Linked DNA regions of Homo sapiens: regions 1 and 3 are each linked to region 2. A link is a loop called in an ENCODE intact Hi-C map of the cell type or tissue named here. Cell type or tissue: HepG2. All regions are shown on one strand. Region 1 overlaps IRF2 (interferon regulatory factor 2). Region 2 overlaps LINC02363 (long intergenic non-protein coding RNA 2363). Region 3 holds the start of LOC124900825 (a long non-coding RNA gene).

Region 1 (8,000 bases), 91 kb after region 2:
AAAGCTAACTAATAATCCTATAATTATAATAATAAAAGACTATGCAATAAAGATCAGAAGGTAGTGTATTATTAATTGCCAACTAAGTTAGGTAGTTCATAAGGAATACATAAATCATTGTTAAATGGGCATATAAGAGAAAGCTTTATGGCAAAGGAAAGCTTTATGGTAAAGGAAGACCTTAATGGATGGGGAGGTGCTGTCTAGGCAGGGAGAAGGTGGCAGGCAAGCCAGGGGAGGTAAAAGGTTGGTATCGGCGGCCAAAGCAGGACTGAAGATGTGTTTGCTGATGTGAGCAGAGCAACTGTCTTATGCACCAACAGGGGTGTCTTCATAAGAGTCACTGGTGTGTGAGAAGCAAGCACTGGGTATTTCACATCAATCATCTTTAACTCTCATAACAGCTCTAACCAGTTAAATACTAGTATCCCCATTTTATTTTTTCATTTTATTTTTGAGACAGGTCTCACTCTGTCACCCAGACTAGAGTGCAGTGGTGCAATCCTAGCTCACTACAGTCCTGACTTCCTGGGTTCAAGAGAGCCTCTCACCTCAGCCTCTCAAGTACCCAGGACTACAGGTGCATCCACTACACCCAGCTAATTTTTTGTTTTTCGGGTTTTTTGAGATGGAGTCTCGCTCTGTCACCCAGGCTAGAGTATAGTCGTGCAATCTTGGCTCACTGCAACCTCTGCCTCCCGGGTTCAAGCAATTCTCCTGCCTCAGTCTCCTGAGTAGCTGAGATTACAGGCATGCGCCACCACGCCCAGCTAATTTTTTTGTATTTTTAGTCGAGACGGGGTTTCACCATGTTGGTCAGGCTGGTCTTGAACTCTTGACCTGATGATCCACCTGCTTTGGCCTCCCAAAGTCCTGGGATTACAGGCATGAGCCACCGCGCCTGGCCTAATTTTTTAAAATATTTTTGTAGAAACAGGGGTTTCACTACCTATGTTGCCCGGGTTGGTTTGAACTCCTGGCCTCAAGTGATCCTCCTACTTCAACCTCCCAAACTGCTAAGGTTAGAGGCATAAGTCACCGTGCCCAGCCTATTATCATCATTTTAGAGATTAGGAAAAGCATAGCCAAAAAGGCAGCCCCCACAAAAAATAAGAAGAAGAAATAAGAAAGAAAAGAAAATGTCTAAGTCACCCACGCCTCTAGATGAGGAGGCAGGACTTGAACCTCAGGAGGGTCTCAGATGCCCAGCTAGAGTCTGAGCTTGTTTACGCAGGCTGCTATAATGACTTCTGAGTGCACGACTTGGGAAAAGCCATGCTTCAGTTTCACGAGTCATGCAGCACTCTATACAGAGCCAAATGGAGGGAAGGAGGTGAGCTAGAACTACTGCTCTGGGTCAGGACAGTGGCTATTGGAACGTACAAAAAAAAAAAAAAAAACCCACACACACGATGACACGCGTATAGGAATCTAACAGCAGTGTTTAGTAGTAATTTTTCCTGGGCACACAATAGTCTTTTCCCAAATGCAAGTTCCTCCTGCAAGTTCCTCACAACGACTTCTGTGTGCTTTTTCAGCAAAAGTAAGAATTTCCATGAAAGTTATGTAAATTGAAAGCTGGAGTTAGAAGTTGAACATCATCATCATCATCCCCATCATTAATACCATTCCAGCCCTAACTAGAGCCTGACCCTCAGCCCAAATGCCTTTCATGCGTTATTTCACTTAATCTTCCAACAAGCCACATGAGGCAGAGTAGCTACTCTCCATTCTACAGATGAGGAAATGAAGCTACTTACAAAGCTCCACTTACAGCCATTAAGTGGTAAAGCAAACATTCAAATCTACATCCGTCTGACTCCAAAGAATATGCCAGAAACCTCTAGACCTGTGTTTTGCAAGTCTCTGCTAACAACCCACCAGAGGGTCGTGGGATCATTTGTTGCATTAAGATCAGCACTTTTAACTTAATTTTAATTTACAATATGATAGAATGGAAAATGAGGGAGCACCCCGAACAAAGTGAGGTAAGCATTGTTTTATGAAACGTTTGCTTCCATTTAATGTCACATTATATTATACTGGTCCTGGGGTTGAAGGGGTATAAAAACATTGCACTAGGCTGGACTGCCTCCCGACAGTGTGTGTGCAGGTGTGTGCGAGCATGTGGACGGCAGAGAGAGGGAGGGGGCACTGTGGGAAGTAGAATGCAGAAGAGGATATGTGATTCGCCTGCCTTGGCCTCCCAAAGTCCTGGGATCACAGGCGTGAGCCCCGCGCCTGGCCTAATATTTTTAACATTTTTGTAGAAACAGGGAAACAAGGAGAAGCATACCCTAAGAGCTGTACTGACTGCTAAGAGGTAGAAATAAAATGTACAAGAACTTCATGGCATGAAAATAGTATGTTCGGAGCAAAGATAACAGGACCCCCTATATGAGAGAGGAAGCATGGCCTGAGACCTTCCTATGCGGCCACGCTTCCTCCTGCTCTGCCTGCGACATTCAAATCACTCTCCAGACTCTCATGGGACCCTGACGGCTGAAGTCAGCCATTGCCAGTCCTGAAATCAGAAAGACGTTTAACGTTTGGATGGAGGGCTAGATACGGAAAAAACCATGCCTCTCAGTGTACATATTATCTGCACCAATGCAAAACTGATTTTTATGTTTTGTTGAACTTTAGAAAGTCATAGGTTCATTTAAGAATGGGAGTCTCCAGCCAGTCTTCCTCATAAGGTTTCAAGCAATTCAACCACCAATTCTCCTACTACGTAGATTTTTCAGGATGAATGATGAGGCAGGACTGCTACTCCAAATACATCATAACCCACCTTTATTCTTTTCTGTTCTGTTCATGCCACTATCCCAAAACTGCCTTGCAATGCTATTACCTTAAAACTTTAAAAAAAAAAAAAAAAAAGCGGGGCGGAGCGGGGGTACTTAAAAAAAAAAAAAAGGTCCCTGGCCCCACTCTAATAAGAACCGGGAATTTTTTTTATTATCCTAGAATAATTTTGATAAGCAATTAAGTATGAAAATCACTGTTATTTAGTATCCATTAACCCAATGGACTTCCAGATTCCAGATGTTTAATAAACATCTCCAGTTGAGTCATGGGAAAACAGGAGGCCAGTGGTGAATAGATTTCATCATTAATGGAATAGAAACGTATATGAAATCAAAAGTCTAAAATGCTTTCAAATACCACAAAACTAGTTTTCCAGGCTGAAAATCATCCAGATTACAGTTTTACATATTTGCCATTCTATGCACAATTTTCCTATTAGGCACGTTTTCTATATCCTTTCGGAAGCTATTCCCATAGCTGCTTTATAAAATTTACCTTGTCTCTGACCACAGACTCCTCTGGTACCTGAAATGTGTGCTGCATCCGAACCATAATCGAGCAAACTGACTTGGGGCCCCTATGTGTGTGTGCACAAAAGTCACCTGTCTATCACTGGTTCTTGGTTCTGCAGATGACCCAGTGGTCACTCTAGAAAACAGTTCTCAATGCAGCCTAACAAGAACAGCAGCTCTTCGTCCAGAGATCAAGCCTTAAAAATACATGCAGTGTGTTAACGTTCACCCAGATGTGTACTTTTCTGAGAAAGGTCCCCACAAACTCTCAAAGGGCAGTTCCCTAGGCAGATGTAAGAAACACAGTGCAAGAACACGAATGGGAAAGCAGCTAGACCTCTCTGCTGACATTTTCTTGACTTTCCCTGGCTCAGTAGCCACTTCCCTGGCCCTCCCACCCATTGCCATGTCAGCCACCAAGGGGTGCAGTCTCCATCTGTCAGACCATCCCCATTACCCACGGCCTCCTTCCATGCTCCCGCGGCAGCCTGTTCAGGGGCTCTCCGCTCTGCCCCGAGCTGCTGCAGCGTCCCTGTCCCGGCCACCCTCCCTTCAATCCACTTCCACATTCCACACAGCGGAGGCCTATACTTACTGCGTGTCTGCTGGGTGAGAGTACAAGACTACGTAGGCTTATATATTAACGTGGGCAGCAACGTTAACATGGGATTCCAGCTCCAGGGGCCTCCCCGGCCCCATTCTCCTTCCCACACAGTGGCCTGGCCACTTTCCCACTACAAACGGGCCTTCATGCCTCCGTCTTGTTTGCTCACACTGCAAACATTTGTGAGAGGCTGGAGAACCTCGCAGCAGATGGGCGGCTGATCGCCTCATCTGAGCTCTCAGAGTCTCTGCCTCTGCAGATCTTTTTTGCTTTCTTCTCCCCAGGTCCTGTTCCCATTTTCCACAGGTGCAATTTCAGATCCCTCCCTGCCTCCAGCTTCACAGAGAAAAGAGATCTGCGAGGCTCTTCTTTCTGAATGTCTACCTCGCCTCCCTCTTCATACTCACTTGGGTGTGACCTTTTTCCCTTTCTTAGACTAGATGGGTGGGAGTGCCACTCTGCAACAGAAGATGTGGGATGTTTGAGGAGAGATACTGAGAGTGGTTTGGGGCCTACAGGGTTGGAGATCTCTGGGATACCCAAAAAGAGGTGATGGCTGGGCTACTAGCTGTGCGAGGCTGGAGCTCAGGAGAAAGGCCTAGCCTGGAAACGTCTCGCCATACCTTGAAAGATTGTTCAAATGTCTCTTTTCCACAATACTTGGCCTGGCCAACACAAGACACATACATGCCCCCTTCCCTTGAAGTCATAAAACTCACTGCCTCTAACAGTGAGTTAGCACGCATCTTACACTGTCCTAAAGTCACTGGTTCATTGTGATGTGCTTTAATCCACTGAGACCAACGCTCCTTAGGCCTAAATAGGCCTTGTACTCTGCACCCAGCAAACACCCAATGAATGTAGACCAGCACTATCCAGTAGACATTTTGCAACTATTAACTTGTTATTTATCAGGGCAGTCAACAAGGTGGCTCCTGAATACCTGAAATGTGGCTACCATGAATGAGGAAAGCTTTGTCATCAAAGATGGAAACATCGTTTCCCGGCCGGTTCTAATCTTTCCAAATCACAGTGAGTGGTCAGGTGTCTGGTGGAAAGAAAATACCTGCTCGTGACACCCCTGTAATGTTCCTGCTACTGAAACAGCTTTGTTTTGGGAAAAGCTTAGTTTTAAAAAGCCTGATGCACACTCTGCAAACTTAATCACCTTTGGAACACAACCTGTTGGTAAGCAAGGGAGCTTTTCTGTGAGTAACTGCCTCATCCAGATCTAGACCTGCAAACCCTTGAAAATGATACCAGCTGGCCAGCAGGGAGTGTCCCACTTACCAGGATGTTGTCAATATCCTCCACCATGAGGGTATTAACAATAGCTAAGGAGTATTAAGCGCTTAGCAGTGTTAGGCAAGTTCTAAGCACGTTAAGAGGATAAGCTCACCTGATTCACAGCATCCCAAGAACGTGGGTACTACTGTGGTCCCCATTTTATAGATGAAGAAACTGAGGCACGTAAGGTTAAGTAACTTCCCAAGGTCACAGAGCTACTGAGTGGTAGAACTCATATTTGAACTGGAGTCTTAGGCCCTGACTTAGCATTTGGATATGAGGCTCGCACAGGCAGGCCAAACTGGGGTTCACATCAAGAGGTAGAGAGGGCCCCACACCTCCGTCTGACCTGGCATCTGCACTGGGAGCCTGTGTGGAAGGGGACACAGCCAGGGCAGCAAGATCCCCACAGCCTGCCAAACATCGTTCCAGCTCCTGAGCTGGCCCGGGTGCACAGGAAGCAGTTTCCCAGCCTCCTTTATGCAGCCCCTTCCAAAGTCACACTTCCTGCCCCATTTAATACTTTCCCAGCGAGTGGGCATCAACAAAACATGCTGCGTTTCCTGGCCAACCCGAGCTTTCCTTTTGTAGTCCGGACTAGGAAAACACTCCCATACTCCAAAATAAAGATACTCGCCCTCTCTCCACCCCTTCACCTCCATGCTCTCTTTAAGGAAACAAGAGAGAACCAGAGGGGCTTTTTCCTGGCTTTGCATCACCTGGATGCAGATGAATCAGTTGTTTCATTTTAGTTGCTGCTTCTGCCATAAAGCAGGGCCACCTGGGTGCTTCCAGGGTCTTTTGAAGGCAGAAGGGGAGGAAAGTGTGCCCTGCCCAGCCCATAACCGATTAACCTGAAGAACTATTTCAGAAGCACAAGTAAGTCCCATAGAAGACAAACGCGCCACTATCTTAATGTTAATTTCACATTAACATTTATTTAAGGTGCTGAAAACCAGTGAACTAGTAAGCATCCTCAATATTTGTCAATTTCCACCTCCTGCCGTTTCAGTGCATATGAAGAGCAAACACTTCGTTATGGGGCCGTTTTGCTTCCCACTCTAAAAATGACCTCATTTTTAGTATCAGGACCTCCAAGAAGTACAAAAACCCTGTGCCCCAAAACTCCTTTCTCCAACCTACTTAAATCTCTCAGCCCTGTTTGTTTTTTACCACTTGATACCAAGTACTTCTCTCTTGGTCTTCAGAAGATAACTTTGTGGGGGTGGGGGTGGGGGTGGTGGGGGCAGCGGGGTGGGAGGGGTTGTTTTGTTTTGTTTGAGACAGAGTCTCACTCTTGTCACCCAGGCTGGAGTGCAATGGCACGATCTCTGCTCACTGCACCCTCCGCCTCCCAGGTTCAAGCGATTCTCCTGCCTCAGCCTCCTGTGTAGCTGGGATTACAGGCACGTGCCACCTTGCCCGGTGAATTTTTGCATTTTTAGTAGAGATGGGGTTTCACCATGTTGGCCAGGCTGGTCTCAAACTCCTGACCTCAGCTGATCCACCCACCTCAGCTTCTCAAAGTGCTGGGATTACAGGTTGTTTTTGTTTTTGCTTTCAGTTTTAAATTCAGGGGTACCTGTGCAGGTTTGTTACATGGGTATATTGCAATGATACTGGGGTTTGGGCTCCTAATGATCCTGCTGTCCAAGTAGTGAACATAGTACCCAATAGGTAGTTTTTCAACCCTTGCCCTACTTCCTCTCTCTCCCCTTCTGGAATCCTCACTGTTTCTTGTTCCCATCCTCATGTCCATGTGTACTCAGTGTTTAGCTCCGTCTTATAAGTGAGAACATGTGGTAGTATTTGGTTTTCTGATTCTGTGTTAATTCATTTAAGATAATGACCTCCAGCTCCATGCTTCTTATTGTGAATGATTTCATTGTTTTTATGGCTGCATAGTATTCCATAGTGTATATATACCATATTTTCTTTATCCGGTCCACTGCTGATGAGGACCTAGGTTAAGTCCATATCTTTGCTATTGTGAATAGTGTTGCAATAAACATAAAAGTACAGGTATCTTTTGCTAGAATGATTTCTTTTCCTTTCAGTATATACCCAGTAATGGAATTGCTGGGTTGAATGGCAGTTCTATTTTTAGTTCTTTGAGAAATCCAGGAGACAGTTTTAAATCCACCCATCCCAGAAAGCTTTCCCTAGCCAGTGTAAGCTCATCTATGACCACAACTCCTGCTGAGATGACAGCCCTAGGAAATGGTTTGGGTATTAATGGTGATCAATCATGTCTGACCCTTAGCTTATTAATTTGGCAACATGCAAATTCCTAATAAGTGATTAGGCCCTTCATAGGCCTACCCTTATTCATCATGGAGTAGGATGGCAGCTGCAATGCAGGACTCAGGATGACACCCGAGGTCTGACAGCCACATGACTCCAGGACAGCACAGCCCCCTAAGGGCAGGGCAGAGACCAGGGAAGACCTCGGCGGCTCCCATATCCATGACAAGTGGGCAGGAGCCAGCCTTGGCTAGTGACGCTTTTTTATCACTATACTGTATATGAGATGAGGAGAGGAACCTTATCTCATATACAGTATAGTGATAAAAATGAGACCTTAAATGAGAAATCAACAAGCCATTGCCCCAAAAATTCAGAAATCCCCTGGTGCTGGTCACCATCTCCACAACTGTAGAAGCCATTCAGGTCTCCATCCGGCAACTATAGCCACTTCCCAGGGCACTGCTTCAGGAACCAAACGCAGAAGGTAACAGAACCCAAGACCCTATGCCTCAGTTTTCTCCTCTGTAAAATGGGATAAC
Region 2 (8,000 bases):
TGGAGCCTCGTGTCTGCCTCCGCACCTGGCTGAGTCGCCCAGTGCCTGGTAGGCCCCTCCTATGGCAGTGACAGTTGCATGAGGCAGAGGTAGGGGCAGATGCAGGGGTGGCCAGTGGTCCAGTACAGGGTTCAAGGGATGCAGCTGCCTGTGAGGCCATCACAGGGATGAGGGATGGCATATTTCAAAGAAGTTTAAAGACAGAAACCAACAGGTATCAAGTTCCTATGATGGGACAGGCATGCTCTATCACTTTTCATTTTAATCCTGACAGTAACCTTATGACATTATCTCCTTTTTAGAAACAGGAAAACAGATGATCTTGCATCTGGCAAGCCACCTAGCCAGGACGCAATGCCCTGTCTCTGACACCCACATGCCCCTGAGGCGAATCCCGGCACTAGCTCCTCCTAGGACAAGCAGGAGGGACAAATAACCTTCACTGATCAGCTGTCATGCGCCAGGCATTGTGCTATGTGTCTGACATATGTTACCTACTTTAGACCTCCCCAGCACCCTGAATCATAGGTCCTGGTGTTCCCATTTTACAGGGTAGGAACATAAAGTCGAATGTTATAAATGTGTACAGGCAGGGGATTTGAACCCGGGCTTACTTATTCCAAAGCCAGATCTTTCTGTGGCATCAGCAGCTTCCTGATCTATTTTGGGAGTGGAGATGTAAGCATTGAAGGTCAGGAAGAGGGCTGGGCAGAGCAGGCCAAGAGCTGGATGATTGGTTTGGACACAGTGTGTGGAAACAGGAGAGCCTTGGGGCCTGGGGTGACTGTGCACTTGTCACAGCTGTCTTGCTCTTTGTGGCCTCTTCCCTGCCAGTGTCTCCCAGGGGTTAAGAAAGGCTTGAGCCGCTTTTATTTTTCCCCTAGAACAAGGTACAACAAGGCTGAGGTCCCAGCCAAATGTTTCTGGGCCCACAGTGGGCCCTCTTGCTGCCGCTCCTCCTGCCTGCACCTAAACCTGTGGGACCCCATGTAGCAAAAGCTCCTTTCAGCACAAGCAAGGACTCCCTTCTCAGGAGGCCTCCCTCCTCAATACAGAGGTCAGGGCCAGAGCCTACTCTTTAATTCATATCCCCGAAGACCCTTTACATCACTTACACCCAGGAGAGGGTCCATAATTATCTTCCCACTAACTGAAAAAACACATTAACCTTTTAAAACAAAATCCCCAGGGTTTTAGGAAAAGTGTAATCACTGAGGTCAACTTCGTGGGCTTACACTGGGATTTGTGAGCAACATTTTAAATAACTAAAAAGCATTAAGTAGTTAGTGACATCTAACAAAATATAAAAAGTAGACTATAAATATATGACCATTTTCTTTTTTATTTTATTATTATTATTATTATTTGAGACATAGTCTTGCTGTGTCACCCAGGCTGGAGTGCAGTGGCGCAATCTCAATTCACTGCAACCTCAACTCACTGCAACCTCCGCCTCCCGGGTTCAAACGATTCTCCTGCCTCAGCCTTCCAAGTAGCTGGGATTACAGGTGTGCACCACCATGCCTGGCTAATTTTTTGTATTTTTAATAGAGACGAGGTTTCACCATGTCTCTGGTCTCAAACTCCTGACCTCAAGTGATCCTCCCACCTCGGCCTCCCAAAGTGCTGGGATCACAGGCATGAGCCACTGTGCCCGGCCAAAATATGACCATTTTCTAAAGTCTCTTTCTTTTAAAATTTGGTGTCATGAAACAGTATTTCCTGCCTACAACTTGTAGTCATGTCCTCACTCCAGAATGTACCCTGCTCTCCTCTGAAGAAGAAAAAGAAGACAAAAAAGGAAATCATGTACTATTGGGAAATTGCTGGTTGAAAACTTCTCCTAACTCAATATTTTGTCCTCCTACCCTAGTTCTGTGACAAAGCTCAGTGGTCAGATCATTACACATTTAAGCCAAACAGAACTCAGAAATGGGAGGAGAGACACACCAACACAGAGAAAATCTAAGATCATAAAATAAGCTATTCTAGCCACGTTTTCCATTCTAGGTGAATATTGCCTATAGAAAAATGTTTTTAAACACGATTTTGTGAAAAACTGCTACTGGGAAGCCGCTGACACGAAAAGGATGTCCTCTTGGTGGGGAATTTAATCCCGTTTTTGGTATTTCGTGTCCATTACATTTTCAACAGGTGATCAGGAAAGCAGTGCTGGTGCTGGTGTGATTTCTCGACTTTACAACAGGTGCATACAGGGCATCCAATGAGAGTTTGAAAACATGCATCCCCAGTGATCATTTCTTAGGAGATAGTTGAGGCTGTTTTGTAACTCTCAGTGGCTGCCATAGGCATTTTCACAATGTTGCTTTCCTGTCTTTAATTTTAGTTCCTCTTTGAGCTGTGGAACAGCTAACACTGCTGCAGAAATGACCTTCCGCCATGTTCTGGAGTCTTCAGCTCCAAATGGGATTGGTCAGGGCCAGTGCGTGACACACTGCCTTGCAGACGGAAAGCCTTTGTCAGTGAATTCTCAGTGGTGTCAGATTTCTATTCACTCAAGAACACACCCAGAAACCTGGAGAAACAGCTCTTGCAGAGTAATACCGACTCTCCCTCCTCCTGCTTGTGCACTGGCCCAGGCAGAGAGGAAGGAAGTCACAACTTAAAAATAAAATTCACACATAAGCTTTTGGCCAACATTTACATCTTAATAACCTGAAGTCCCATGGGGTCCCACGCTGAGCTTTGTCCATGACATTCACAGTGTTCACACACCTCAGACCATCTCTTCTGGGATCTTCCTGGGAGGGCTGCCCCAGCAAAGCGAGCAGTGCTGCCCTTTGCTGAGAAAAGGTCTCCCCGTGGCCGGGCTGGAGCCCCACGCGTGTGCTCTTATGTGCTGCTGCTGTGTCCATCTGCCTTGCAATAAATTCCCCAGGCTTTATCAAATGGCCTTGGCTTTAGAATTTGCCCTTCGGGACACTAATGGTAGAGGAAATAGCTTGTCATTAGATCAAAAAAATTGTCATGAAAGTCCCTGCTCTTCTGCAAAATTAACAAAGCCAAGGCCTCCTCCCTTGGAGCCTGCCTCACCTGACAGAGGTGTGTCTGGCAACGTCTGGACGCACCTGGGACCCAGAGCAGCCAGCGGGAGGCTTTCGGGCCCCCTCAGCAAGAGGAAGTGCATTTGAACACCTGGAAACAAAATGCATGTCTCCGGACTGCCCTTCAGTAAAACATTGCTTCCAACTCCTGATATGCAGCTTTATTTTCATTTTTTAGATTATCTCTCGGTAATAGCCAGGACATAACTCATGGCTGACTCCTTTTCTAATTCTCCAACTTGCCTCAGTGCCTCCCAAAGCCTAGTCCCCGATGGTAAGGCTCTGTGACCCAGCGGTCAGGGTGAGGCCCATGGCAGTCGCCTGGTTCTATTAAGAAACCTCTATTTGTAGTCCTGCGCTTCATTAGATAAACTGGTTTTCTGCATGTAGACTGCAAGTAATCACCGCATACAAACAAAATGAACTCTGCCGCCTAGCACTAGATAAGTAATGCTTCAGAAACTATTACTCTAGGCCTCTTCATAAACTCAGTCCCTTCCCAGCCGCCTCCCCACCCCACCCCCTGGCTAAAGTGAACGTGTACTTATTTGCTGGCTGAAATTCTGTCTATCCTGGTTTCACAATCCTCCCTGCCTCAGTGTCAGAAGTCATATAGTTGCACAGACAAGCTTATCTTTTGGCAGCAATTTCTAAAACAAATGTAAGTCCTTTGCTTTTCTCTCCCCTGCCAACCCCCGACACTGTACTGCATCGCATAAGCTTCCAAGCTTGCTTTTAAAGCTTCGTCCTTGAGCACATGGGACATGGAAAAATACTGCCTGATAGGGTGGCTAATCTAGTGGGATGATTGGAGATCAGTGGATTAGGGAGACTGTGGCGTCAATTGAAGATCAAGGTCCACTGTGCTTCATGCCACTCCTTTAGAACACAAAGGCCAATATCATTCTTGCCACACCAGCTTAAAACCCGATACCTCGGAAGCAGGTTAGGCAAGGCAGCACAAGGACTTGCTGAACCCAGAGCAAGCAAATATCCCCACCTGCAAGCCTGCTTGGCAGAGCAGGGCTGACAGTGGGGCACAGAGAAAGTTACCTCAACCATTCTGTACTCCTCTTGCCTTTAACGAGCCCCCATTTTAACCAAGTTTCATCCCTCCTCTTTTTAAAGCCTCTCGAAGGACCCATAATTGCCCTTGATAGAGCTCCTTCACATGTAATTTGAATGTAATTCACTTACATAGTCAATCTGATCAGCACTTACTAATCCATTGCCTATAACTCATTTTTCATTATTATTTCTTGAATGAGTGATTTAAAAAATTGCATATGCATATCGTTCCCAAGTCTCTCTCTGAGCCTCTTTGTGACGGGGATGGAGTAAGCACCAGCTTGTATTTCCTTCCTAGTTCCCCTTCCTGCGGCGCTTCCCTCTTGGGGAGATTTCGGTGAATGCTGAAGATACTTTCTTGGGCAGAAATGAAGGGGCTTTCCATCCTCTGTGGAAGAACCACATTGACAAGCCCCCCAGCACCCCACCTTCTTATTCCCAGTTGTGTGACCTCAGTTTCCCTGACCGTCTCTGTGCCTCTCCTCGCAGCCCTCTTGAGGACTTGTTTCTCCACCCCATGGCTGCTCTGCCAGGCATGGTCTAGGCCTGGACATCAGCAGTCACCAGGTTTGCTTCCGAGGAGCAGCGGCAGCAGGAGGAAGTCTGAAGCTGTGGTGAATGTGCTCCTTTTGGAGCAGGGCCCAAGGCCAACCTGAGTCCAGGAGGAAGAGATGAAGCAGGACAGCTGCAGTGGAGGATGAGGACAGGGGGACGCAGAAGCACCTTCCTGCTGAAGTGTACCGTGAGGGGGTGTGGGGACCACACTTGGGGTTCTGCAGCAGCAGCTGGAGAAGAGGGTCACCTCAAATTGCAGAGGATGCACTGGAAGGCAGAAGGGGGAAAGAGACTCAGAGAGAAACAGGGGGAGGGAGAGTAGGGAGAAGCAGGGGGAAAGGGTGAGGGGAGAGAAAAGAATTACCTGCACAAGATGGCCACTTGGATGGAGGATGAGGAATAGAGAGCCCGGAAGGCGAGAAATAGGTCTAAATTCATGGCACACATTCATACACAGGAGGCCTGGATCTCTGTGGGCGCTGGGGTGTGTGTGCACCGAAGGTCCACCTGGCCTGTAGTTGGTATGTCGATGAGGCCTTTTCCCTCTCAATGTCCTGTGATAGCCGGAAGCATTATAATTGCTTAAAGGATGGTGGCTAGAAAAGTTGAGAAAGTACATATTCCCTAGAGTGCTCTGCTATATTTTTCTACGTTTTTATTTCCTCCAAGAGTGACAATCCCTCAAAAGCTCAGGAGGCTGCTTTGAAGGGGGAATTAGGGGCCAAGAGGCTTGAACGCCAAGAGAGGGAGCTGCGCTATCTCTAGGTGTGAGAATAGGGCTGGCCCAGCCTCCTGAAGAGGGGCTTCTCCAGGCCCAAGCCCAGGACCAACAGCAGCTGTGGGTGTGGGAGAGCGGCTGCTCTGGCCAATAGGACTACACCAACTGGGGTGTCTGAGCCAAACAAAGCCCACCAGGGACACCCCATGTTGGATCGGGCACCATATTTTCCTCCTTCCACCTGGAAAGTGATGCTGTAAGCTCCCGTCTGACTCATTCTCCAGGCTCAGCTTGAGCCCACCTCCAGCAAGAGGCCTCCCCAACCTGCTCCCACCCTCATTTAAACCAACAGCCCTCATGGCATCTACCAATTACAGTTTGCTGTTCATCAGTTTTTCCAAGCAGATTAATATTTTGAGGCCATGAGCAGTAGGGTTTTCAGAATTAAATAGAAAACTTTAGCACTGTTTGAAAACTTTAAGAAAAAAATCGGACTACCAGCAGAAGTGTCTTCCATGAGTGCTTTATACTTTTAAACTGGACTTTTTTTTTTTAATCTGGGAAAGTTGCAAATGAAGATGAAGAATCTGCAAAGACGTATCCCCCGGTGTTTAAAAAGAAATGCTTGGCCAAACAGGCTACCTTCAGGTTGTATTTTTTATTTTAATGAAGCAGGTCGGTCTCAGAAAGAAATGTCATAAAGAAAATGTGGCACATATACACTGTGGAATACTACGCAGCCATAAAAAAGAATGAGATCACATCCTTTGCAGCAACATGGATGCACTGGAGGACATTATTCTAAGTTAATTAACTCAGAAACAGAAAACCAAATATCGCATGTTTTCACTTGTAAGTGGGAGCTAAACATTGGGTACACATGGTCAAAAAATGGGAACAGTAGATACTGGGGAATACAAAAAGCAGGAGAAGGAGAGGGGGTTAAGGGTTAAAAACTACTATCTATTGGGTACTATGCTCACTACCTGGGTGACAGATTCATGTGTGCTCCAAACCTCAGCATCATGAAATTACAGCTTTGTAATAAACTTGCCCACGTACCCCCTAATTCTAAAATAAAAGTTGAAAAAAAAAAGAACACTTCATTTGCAAGGAGGAAATCAGAAGCCCAGGGTATAAAACTGCAAAGGATGTACGGTGGGAGGGAGATGTGACGCCAGTGGAGATTTAACTGTATCGATTATACTGATATTTCAACTAGCATCGTTACTGTTCTTGGTAATAGTAACAAGGCTCTGGTTATAAGTTCCGTTAAGTTTTGAATGGTCTGCCCACCTCTACTTTTCCCATGAGCTAATTATTTTTCACCCTTCGTTTTCCAGAAACGAGAGTTTTCATGGGCGATGAGGCGGATGAACGTATGAGATTGCAGTAGAAGCTCCAGTATGCGGCGATTTCTGGCTTATTGACCTATGACACTTTTTTTCTGGATTCTTATCTCATTTAACTTTGCTATTTGTATTAGTTTCCAAATGCTACTATAGCAAATTTCCACAAGCTTAGTGGCTTAAAACAACCCAACTGTGTTATCCTACAGTCTGAAGGTCAGAAGTCCAAGTTAGGTCTCACTGGACTAAAATCAGGGTGTAGACAGGGCTGTGTTCCCTCCCGCCTTGGCCAGCTTCTAGAGATGCTCTCACTCCTTGGTTCAAGGCCCCTCTCGTCTTCCAAAGAGAGCCATGTCCGGTCTTAACTCGCATTAACTCCAACTATCTTGACTCTTTTGTCCACTTATCAGGACCCTGTGACTACACTGGGCCCACCTGGATAGTCTAGACTCATCTTCCCATCTCAGATCTTTAACTTAATCTCATCTGCGAAATCCCTTTTGTCATGTAAGCTAATGCTCACAGGTCCGGGGATCAGGATGTGGACATTTTAGGGGTGTCATTATCCTGCCTGCCACGCTGTGGTTATTCACCTTTCTATGTGTTCATGCTTTGGCACCCCCAGCAGATGGGAAGCTCCTCTGGGGAGTGGGGTACTGCTTCTTTGTCATTCTGTTCCCCATAGCAATTGCCCAATTCAGATACTCAGAAGGTATTTTTCAATTAGTTTTCCTTCCTGACTCCTGGTTTGAATAACACAGAAGTGTATTTCTAGGTAGTAGCTGTGTTGAGCCAGCCATGGTATCTTACCTTCTTGCTAGTCAGTGGGATACAAAGATGATTCAATATTGCCCCAATTTTCAATAAATTTGCCAGGTCGGGCACGGTGGCCCTCGCCTGTAATCCCAGCATTTTAAGAGGCCAGAGCAAGAGGATTACTTGAGCCCAGAAGCCCAAGACCACCCTGGGCAGCATAGTGAGACCTCGTCTCTAGAAAAAAATTTAAAAACTTAGCTGGGCATGGCGGTGCCTGCCTGAAGTCCCGGCTACTTGGGAGGCTAAGGTGGGAGGATTGCTTGAGCCCAGAAGTTAGAGGCTGCAGTGAGCCATGATCACACCACTGCACTCCAGCCTGGGTGACACAGTGAGACCATGTCTCAAAATAAATAAATAAATAAATAAATTTGCCTTGCAAAATGTTCAAGATGGCTGGACAGCACCCACAGGGTAAGCTCTTTGACACAG
Region 3 (8,000 bases), 62 kb before region 2:
CTGGAGGTTCTCAGCCAAAGAGAGTGCAGCGGCGCATGGCTGTCCTGCAGATGGTGACAGGTGGGGACTCTGCCCCTTCACTCTTGGAGGTCAGGCAGGGCTAAATGGCTGCAGTCCCCTAAGCAGTCAGTCCTTTTTTTAAAAAGTAAGAACAATGGCCTGTATTTGTTAAACTTTTTTTTTTTTTTTTTTTGGTAACACAAGAAAGGATCATTGTGATGCTGAGCCTCCAGTGCCACCAGACTCAGGGTTCCGGGTAGGCAGGGTCACAGCTGGGCACCCCGTTGTGCTGCTCCAGGACTGGCCCCGTGTCCTGGCCTTGGGGTTGAGTCTCGGGGTTGGCTGCATGCGTTGGTGTGATTTCAGGGCATACACACGGAACGTGCTGCCCAGGTGCTGGGCCCAGGGAAGCCACGTGTCTCAGCCCTGAAGAGTTGTCCTGGCGTTGTGCACAACCTGGCTGGTGGCTTGGAGAGCAAACAGTACCCCCGACCCCACGGGTGTCTGCGGGCACTAGGCCCCACGTGCGGGTTCTCTGGAGTCTCCCAAGCTGAGCATCACCGGACCCAGACCCGTCACAGCCATGCTGAGCTTACCCGTGAGTGACCTTCCCGAGGAAGGCATGGGGCTTTCTGGGGCAGGAAGCAGGGGAAGAGGCTCTCAAAACAGCAGGAGATGGGAGCGCGCTGTCCCGGAACTGTTGTCCGCCTCCCTCTGCCATCCAGGTGCCCGCCACCAGGTCCCCTCTGACAGGCTCCTGATGCTTCCCGGGCCGGGTAGACCAGGGGTGCCCAGCAGCTTGGCCAGATCAGCCTGCCGTTTTTCCTCAAACGTCACCCTTGCCAGGGATGTCCCCGCCCCTGCTCCTCCCCTTCTTGGGACAGACATCCTAAGTCCAGTAATTCCGGTGCTTCCAATAAAAAACACCGCGAGTTTCTTCTCTGCCCTAAGCAGGAGCAGGGGGATTGCAGTGTGAGAGGCGTCCTCCTGCGGCCTAGGTAGGAGGATGGGTCTCCAGGAGCCTCCACGCTGACCCCTGTGGCTGGACTAATGTGTCATTTCTTGTATGTGCCTTGACATGGAGAAGGTTGGAAAGCTCTCCCCGGTACTATTTCACATGAAATGACATTGTGGACTGCAAGCTCAAAAGCACAGGCAACAAAACCGAAAACAGACAAATGGGACTTGTTAAACTAAAGAGCTTCTGCACAGCAAAAGAAATAATCAACAGAGTGAGCAGACAACCAACAGAATGGGAGATAATATTTGCAAACTATTCATCCAACAGGGAACTACTATCCAGACGATACAAGGAGCTCAAACACAACAACAAAGACAAATAATCCCCTCTTAATGTACTTTTAAAAGTATGCAAAAAAGAAAAAAAAAGGAATAGACCTTTTTCAAAAGAAGGCATACAGATGTCCTACAGGTATATGAAAAGATGCTCAACATTGCTAATCATCAGAGAAATGCAAATCCAAACCACAATGAGATAGCATCTTACCCTGCCAGAATGGCTATTATTAAAAAGACAGAAAATCACAGATGTTGGCAAGGATATAGAGAAAAAAGAACTCATTCGCTGTTGGTGGGAATATAAATTAGTGCAACCTCCATGGAAAACAGTATGGAGATTTTTCAGACTAAAAATAGAGCTACCATTTGACCCAGCAACTCCACTATTGGGTATCTATGCAAAAGGAAAACAATCAATTTATCAAAAAGATACCTTCACTCATACATTTATTGTAGCACTAGTCACAATAGTAAAGCTATAGAACCAACCTAAATGTCCATCAATGGAAGAAGAAAATCCCCTGGATAAAGAAAATGTGTTATTTACACAATAGAATACTATCTGGCCATCAAAAGAATGACTTCATGTCTTTTGCAGCAACATGGGTGAAACTGGTGGTCATTATCTTAAGTGAAGCAAGCCAGACAGAAAGTCAAACAACTCATGTTTTCATTCATAAGTGGGTGCTAAAAATTGTGTCCACATGTATGTAGAGAGTGGAATGATAGGCAATAGGTCCTCAGAAGTGTGAGGGGGCATGAGAAGGGTAGATAACAAGAAATTGCCTAATGGATGCAATGTACATTATTTGGGTGATGGGTACCCTAAAGCCCTGTCTTGGCCACTAGGCAATCTATGCATGTAACAAAATGGCACTTGTACACCATACATTTATACACATTTCTTTAAAAAGAAATACATCCCCCAAAAAATGAGATTGTGTCAAGCGTTACTCTGTAGGTTAGGGCGTCAGTAGAAGCAATATTATACCTAAACCTAATAGCATTCTGATTCACATGTTCATGACTTCATGGCAGCAGGTAGACCTCAGACCCTCCTCCAGCCGTGTCAGATAGACACCCACACAGGTAAGAATAAGGGAAGAACCAGGGTCTGTAGAAACTGGCAGTTGGGGAACCTTTACAATTGTTGACTATTCCCCAATACTCTGCATTGCTTTTTGCAGGAGGAAGATGTACGTTAGTCAAGTCACCTAAAGTTGAGTATTGGGAGAAGGAAAGGGGAATTAACATTTATGAAGAACCAAAAAATAGACGCTATGAGTGTTCTGTATGCTAGACTCTCAATTTAGTCTTTCAGATATTCTGTGATGTCCCATGTTTCATCAAATCTGAGACATGTTCCCCACCAACCCACAATTTGCCGTCTATGAAATTGAGGACATCTTAAAATCAGCAGCCCCCTACAATCAATATTTGTCAACTAACTGTCATGAAACAGCTTGACTGCCCAGAAATGCTAACATGATTATAAAAATGATTATATAATTAAGAATCTAATTAAGTCCAAAAGAGACTTTAAGCAAAGTTAAAATAAAAATTCTAAGTAATAAGAAACCATTGTATTATAATTTAATTGGCACTGGTACACAAGCAAGTAAAAGAAATGCAAATCCAAATTAAAAATCCAAGTAAAAGTGCCAGCAGCAAAACTTACGGTGACTAGATAGAAAGTCCTAGCAGTAATTACACAACACACTTTTAGGCCGTAGGAACCAAACGGCTGTGAGGAGGAGGCCAGGGAAAGGATGAACCAGATGTGCTCAGCAACATTTCTGAAGGGGGAGACAAAAGTTGGCTGATTTTCCATCATTGTTCTGCCAGTTTAAGAGCCGGAACCAGAAGTTTTGGTTTCTCAATGCATTATTTTAAAAATGCTGCATCACCAATGTTTTTGATAACAATTTTAGGAAAATTAGTCAAAACTTAGAATTAAGGCAGAGGGAGGGCAGCACCTCCTCTCAATGTTGGATAGACCACTTATTGCCTAATGGAGTGCACTGCTTTTGTTTAATTGTTTGTTTGTTTGTTTATGAGACGGATCCTTGCTCTGTTGCCCAGACTGGAGGGCAGCGGTGCGATCTCGGCTCATTGCAACCTCCGCCTCCCAGGTTTAAGCAGTTCTCCTGTCTCAGGCTCCCAAGTAGCTGGGATTACAGGCACACGCCACCACGCCTGGCTAATTTTTGTATGTTTAGTAGAGACGGGGTTTCACCATGTTGGCCAGGCTGATCCTGAACTTCTGACCTCAGGTGATCCGCCCACCTCAGCCTCCCAAAGTGCTCTGGGAGTCTTATGAGTCTTATGATTCTAATGTTACATGTTTTTTAGTTATTTACATTTATGATATTAAATTGAAAGGATAAGTTTTTAAAATTTGAAAACAATATGTGGTCATTTCAGCAACTTAATACGCTGCTTTATTTTTACGTTTATTTTATATGATTTTTTAAAGTTATCTAAGTATTTGGGGAAGCTTCTCAGTCAGATACCCTTGAAAAAATCTGAATATAATAAATTTGTAAAGGAAATGTCAATATTTGAGGGGATCCCATAGCATATTTAATTAGCCCCCATAAATATTGTAAGTATACTTTTTCCATTTTTTATACTCAGGTTTCTTTTTGAATATTTTCGTTTCTGATTGGCAGACTTTCCCAAATACTAAACTAAGTGCATGTTGAGCATGCACTTTCCTAATAAATAAAGTGATAAGATTTAGAAGCTGAACTTTAAAAACTTAAGAACTAGCTTCAATAAGTTGAATATTAATTTTTAAAATCAAAATAGTCCCTGAATAATCTTTTCTACCTCAAAGAACTCCAAGAATTACAGACACCCACATTCACTTTTGGGTAGAGCAGGCAGAGGCCAGACCAGCTCATCAGCGCTGACCCTTTCAGAGCCTCAGTGGGTGAAATGAGTGCACCCTCATAATGAGAGCTGCTATGTTTGGGATCTCTCCTTGCTCCTCCATTCGTGATCTTACTTTCCTTTTAGTCCTAAAGATTCAAACACGTGGTGTCAGTGTTGCTCTGAAGCACAGACCGATTCCCAGGGTCAGGCTATAAATTCTTTAACTAAATCCACTGACAAATCACCCAGAAAAGCTTTTAATATGTTTGCAGGCTTAGCCACAGGAGCAAAGCAAATTGTTCTTGAGATCTTCAAAGCAGGCGTGCAGGTTTCACCAGTTCTTCCTCTTGCCCTGGGCAGGTCTGCAAGTCTGCTGGAACCTGGAACACAGCAGCCCTCCTGCCCAGCCACCCCATTCCTGAGCTTCCTCTCCATGCAAGAGTCCACTTGTAAAACAAACAACGGGCTGGGAGTTGTGTCTCCCCTTCACCACCAGTAAGTACTTCATGCAGGTAGAAAAGCCAGAGGAGGAAAAGGTATTGAAACACAGTAGAAAAAACAAATGAACAAATGGAAATAATGAGTTGAACTCAGAGGCTCCCAGCTTCAGGAATCATTTCTGACACTTGGCATTTGCCTCCTGCAGCAGAAGCGCGTCTTCGTTGTTTCTCCCTGTTCAATTCTTCCACTTCTCGATCCTCAAACTCATGCAGGGATTTGAATGTGTTGGGTGGTTGGTTTCGTTGCTTATTTTAATTTTTTAAAACCATAACTGCCTTGTGCTTAGGAGCCTGATTATTTTTCAGCTGGATGTACAAATCTCGGCCTCTCCCCGGCCTCTCGTCTTTCTGATCTTCTACCCTCCACCGCATGGGAGGGCACAGGTTCCCTTGTGTCCCAGCCCTGCTGCAGCAGGTGGTTAGACAAAACCGCATTGTCATTTATAAACGCAGAAATCAAGCTCTCTTTCTCTCCCCACCGTTTATCCACCCACCCCCTTTTTCTGTTCTCTCTCCTTTCTCTCTGTTCCTTTTCTGTAATGTCAAATCTATTCCACTAAGGGGTTGCTCTTTGACTAATTCTGCCACTTAATTTTCTAACATTCATTCTTGATTCTCAAGGAGGAAACTCCCATTTTGAGTGACATTTCTCGTGACTGAATGAATGTGGACCCGTTTCTCAATACGTCAAAGGAAAGGGTATTCACAACCTAGCCTTGCTCTCAGGAGGTGGAGCGGGTTTTTTCACTCCCTAGAGGAATGAAGAGTTGAGCCTGGAATGTACACCACTGTCCAGCAAACCAGAAGGCCTCTGCATTCTGCAGGTTCCGCTCTCTGGTCTGGAAAGATCTCCCAGCAGGTGGAGGCCATTGTCCTTGGCCTGACCCAGTCCCTGCTGAAGCAGTTAGAGGGCGAGGCCCAGACCTCCTCCAGACTCGGGACAATCAGTGCCTGGGTTCAGACCCTGGGCACAGCTGGGCCTACTCCAGAAGGGTGTGGAAGGAGGAGAGGTGCAGACAGGATTTGTCTAAGGCAGCACCCTTAGCACTTTGCCTCCATCCTTGATCCAGCCGTCTGGCCTGGCTTTCTTCTCAATTTCTTTGGCCCTCAGTTTTCTGTTGTGTCTGCACCAGCATTGCTGACTTTGGCATTACCGAACCTTTAGCCTTTGGGCCAGCATGCTCTGATTTTGGAATCTGACTTCTCTGCCCTGGACCCTGGGGTTGACAGGTGTTTAATGAGGTGCACTCTGTTTCGTAATCTGCTTTTTTCTTTTGATCATTATTCTGAACATTTCCTCTTGGTTGTTTACTGGACTTCTAAATATTATTTTGATGGTTGTGTTGTAATGTATCATGAGATCTCCCCTAATATATTTAACTAAATACCTTGTAGTTGGACAATTATGCTATTTCCAAATTTTCACTCTACCGAATAATGCCTTGGTAAGTATTAGTGTAGTGAAATCTTCACAGTTATTTTTTAAAACACTTTAAAATTACGCATATTGTAAACAAACATGTTCTTGTTGAAAACTTCCTTAAAACCGGTAAGACTAAAGTCCTCATTAACCAGCTTCAATCGAGTTGTTATAGCCATCATAGAGACAGCCACTATTATTGGTTAATGCGTACCCTTTTTTGAAATGTACGTACGTATATTTTCAGATACCTAAGTGAGATATAGACAGATAGATATGCTGAATCGTTTTTATTTGTGAGGCCGAGTGGCGCACAGACGTTAACATGCTGTCCATTCACTTGGCAGTATGCCTTGGAGACATTTCCACGTCAACACATGAAGATCTGCAACTGCTGTGTGGGATTCCATAATAAGGATAAGCCGACGTTTATTGAGTTATTTTCCTATCCCTGGATATTTGGGTTGTGTTTAGCTTTTGCTAAGACAGACAATGCTGCATTCAATCTTCACCTTGTGCACATGTGCAGATAGATGTCTCTCTGGGGAGATTCAGAACGTGGAATTGTTAGGTCGTAGAGGAGAAACATTTTGCCCACCAAAGTAGCTGGAAAATAACGCTCTCACTGCAGAGCAGCTGAGGGCACGTGTGCCACCACAACCTCGCCCACGCTTTATATGATCAAACTTTTGATTTTTGCCACTTTGATTAAAAATGGAACCTTGTGTTTTATTTGCATTTCCTTGATTTCTAGTGAGGTTAAGCATCTTTTCAAGTATATTGGTCATACATCCTTTTTTCCTTTTTTTTTTTTTTTTGAGACAGAGTCTCGCGCTGTCGCCCAGACTGGAGTACAGTGGCACGATCTGAGCTCACTGCAACCTCCACCTTCCAGGTTCAAGCGATTCTCTTGCCTCAGCCTCCTGAGTAGCTGGGATTACAGGTGTGCACCACCACACCCGGATAATTTTTGTATTTTTACTAGAGACGGGGTTTTGCCATGTTAGCCAGACTGATCTCAAACTCCTGACCTCAGGTGATCTGCCAGCCTCGGCCTCCCAAAGTGCTGGGATTACAGGCATGAGCCACTGGGCCCAGCCGGGTCATACATTCTTAATCACCTCAGATTACATGCCTGAAAGTTGGGTTGCTGGGTCAAAGGACATGCAATATATACACAGTAGTCTCCCCTCACCTGCTGTAGGTACATTCCAAGCTCCCCAGTGGATGCTGAAACCACGCATTTCAGAACCTTCTGGAAACTGTCTTTTCCTATTGCATACATACTTATGATCAAGTTTAACGTATAAATTAGGCGCAGTAGAAGATTAACAACAATAACTAATAAAATAGAACAATTGTAGCAATATACTCTGATAAAAGTTGTGTGAGTAGGGTTTTTCTCTCTCTCTCTGTCAAAATATCTTACTGTATGTAATATTTTTGGACCATAGTTGAACACAGTTATAATATTTTGGACAGCATGGTTTCAGGTAACTGAAAAGCAAAGCGGCGAAGAAGGGAGAACTACTGTATGTTTTTTACTGTGTGTGTGTGTGTGTGTGTGTGTGCACGCACGCCTACCTAGCCCTACCTATCTCATCTATCTAATCTATTGCTTTTAAGGTGGTATTTTTTCCAAGGTGTCTTTCTATAATAATTAAGCCAATTTATACTCTCACTACAGCATATATAAATGTTTTCTTATACTGTCTACAGAAGGGTTTTACTTTTGTTTTTTGTAGGGCAGATAAATAAATATAGTATCTTATTGATTTTACATTTCTTTCATTGAGAATAAGACTGGCTACTTTCATATCGTTTTTGACAGTTCATTTCTTTTCTTTTGATTAACAGCTTATTTTTTATTTCTACTAATTCTGTGTGTGGTTGTTCACCTTTAT

What was found. Peaks named below come from ENCODE experiments on the same cell type or tissue, not always from the same donor. Only the 100,000 strongest peaks of a DNase experiment are listed, where the experiment ranks them.
Region 1: it touches region 2 in a loop (8-fold over the local background); 2 of 110 quality-filtered maps call a loop at or near these places.
Region 3: it touches region 2 in a loop (2.4-fold over the local background); 14 of 110 quality-filtered maps call a loop at or near these places.

Annotation. Positions count from the first base shown.
Region 1 is chr4:184,436,449-184,444,448 of GRCh38, forward strand. All of the region lies in intron 1 of IRF2 (interferon regulatory factor 2), which reads right to left. Among named protein-coding and RNA genes, the nearest start is that of IRF2, 34 kb to the right of the region's middle. In HepG2, no CTCF peak of the experiment used is centred here; DNase peaks (open chromatin) are centred at 3,533, 4,003 and 4,793; H3K4me3 peaks cover 1,400 bases.
Region 2 is chr4:184,345,037-184,353,036 of GRCh38, forward strand. LINC02363 (long intergenic non-protein coding RNA 2363) reads right to left here. Exons shown (of 3, transcript NR_040108.1): 2 at 5,053-5,242. Among named protein-coding and RNA genes, the nearest start is that of LINC02363, 4.9 kb to the right of the region's middle. RefSeq lists a silencer at 213-282 and enhancers at 2,340-2,634, 2,382-2,431, 2,512-2,861. In HepG2, no CTCF peak of the experiment used is centred here; DNase peaks (open chromatin) are centred at 3,855 and 6,945; H3K4me3 peaks cover 1,367 bases.
Region 3 is chr4:184,283,471-184,291,470 of GRCh38, forward strand. All of the region lies in intron 1 of LOC105377582 (a long non-coding RNA gene), which reads right to left. LOC124900825 (a long non-coding RNA gene) reads left to right here and starts at 4,275. Exons shown (of 2, transcript XR_007058413.1): 1 at 4,275-4,671. RefSeq lists enhancers at 1-65, 206-325, 356-405, 916-1,005, 4,853-4,992 and 1 more. In HepG2, a CTCF peak has its summit at 4,355; DNase peaks (open chromatin) are centred at 4,371 and 4,611; H3K4me3 peaks cover 1,303 bases.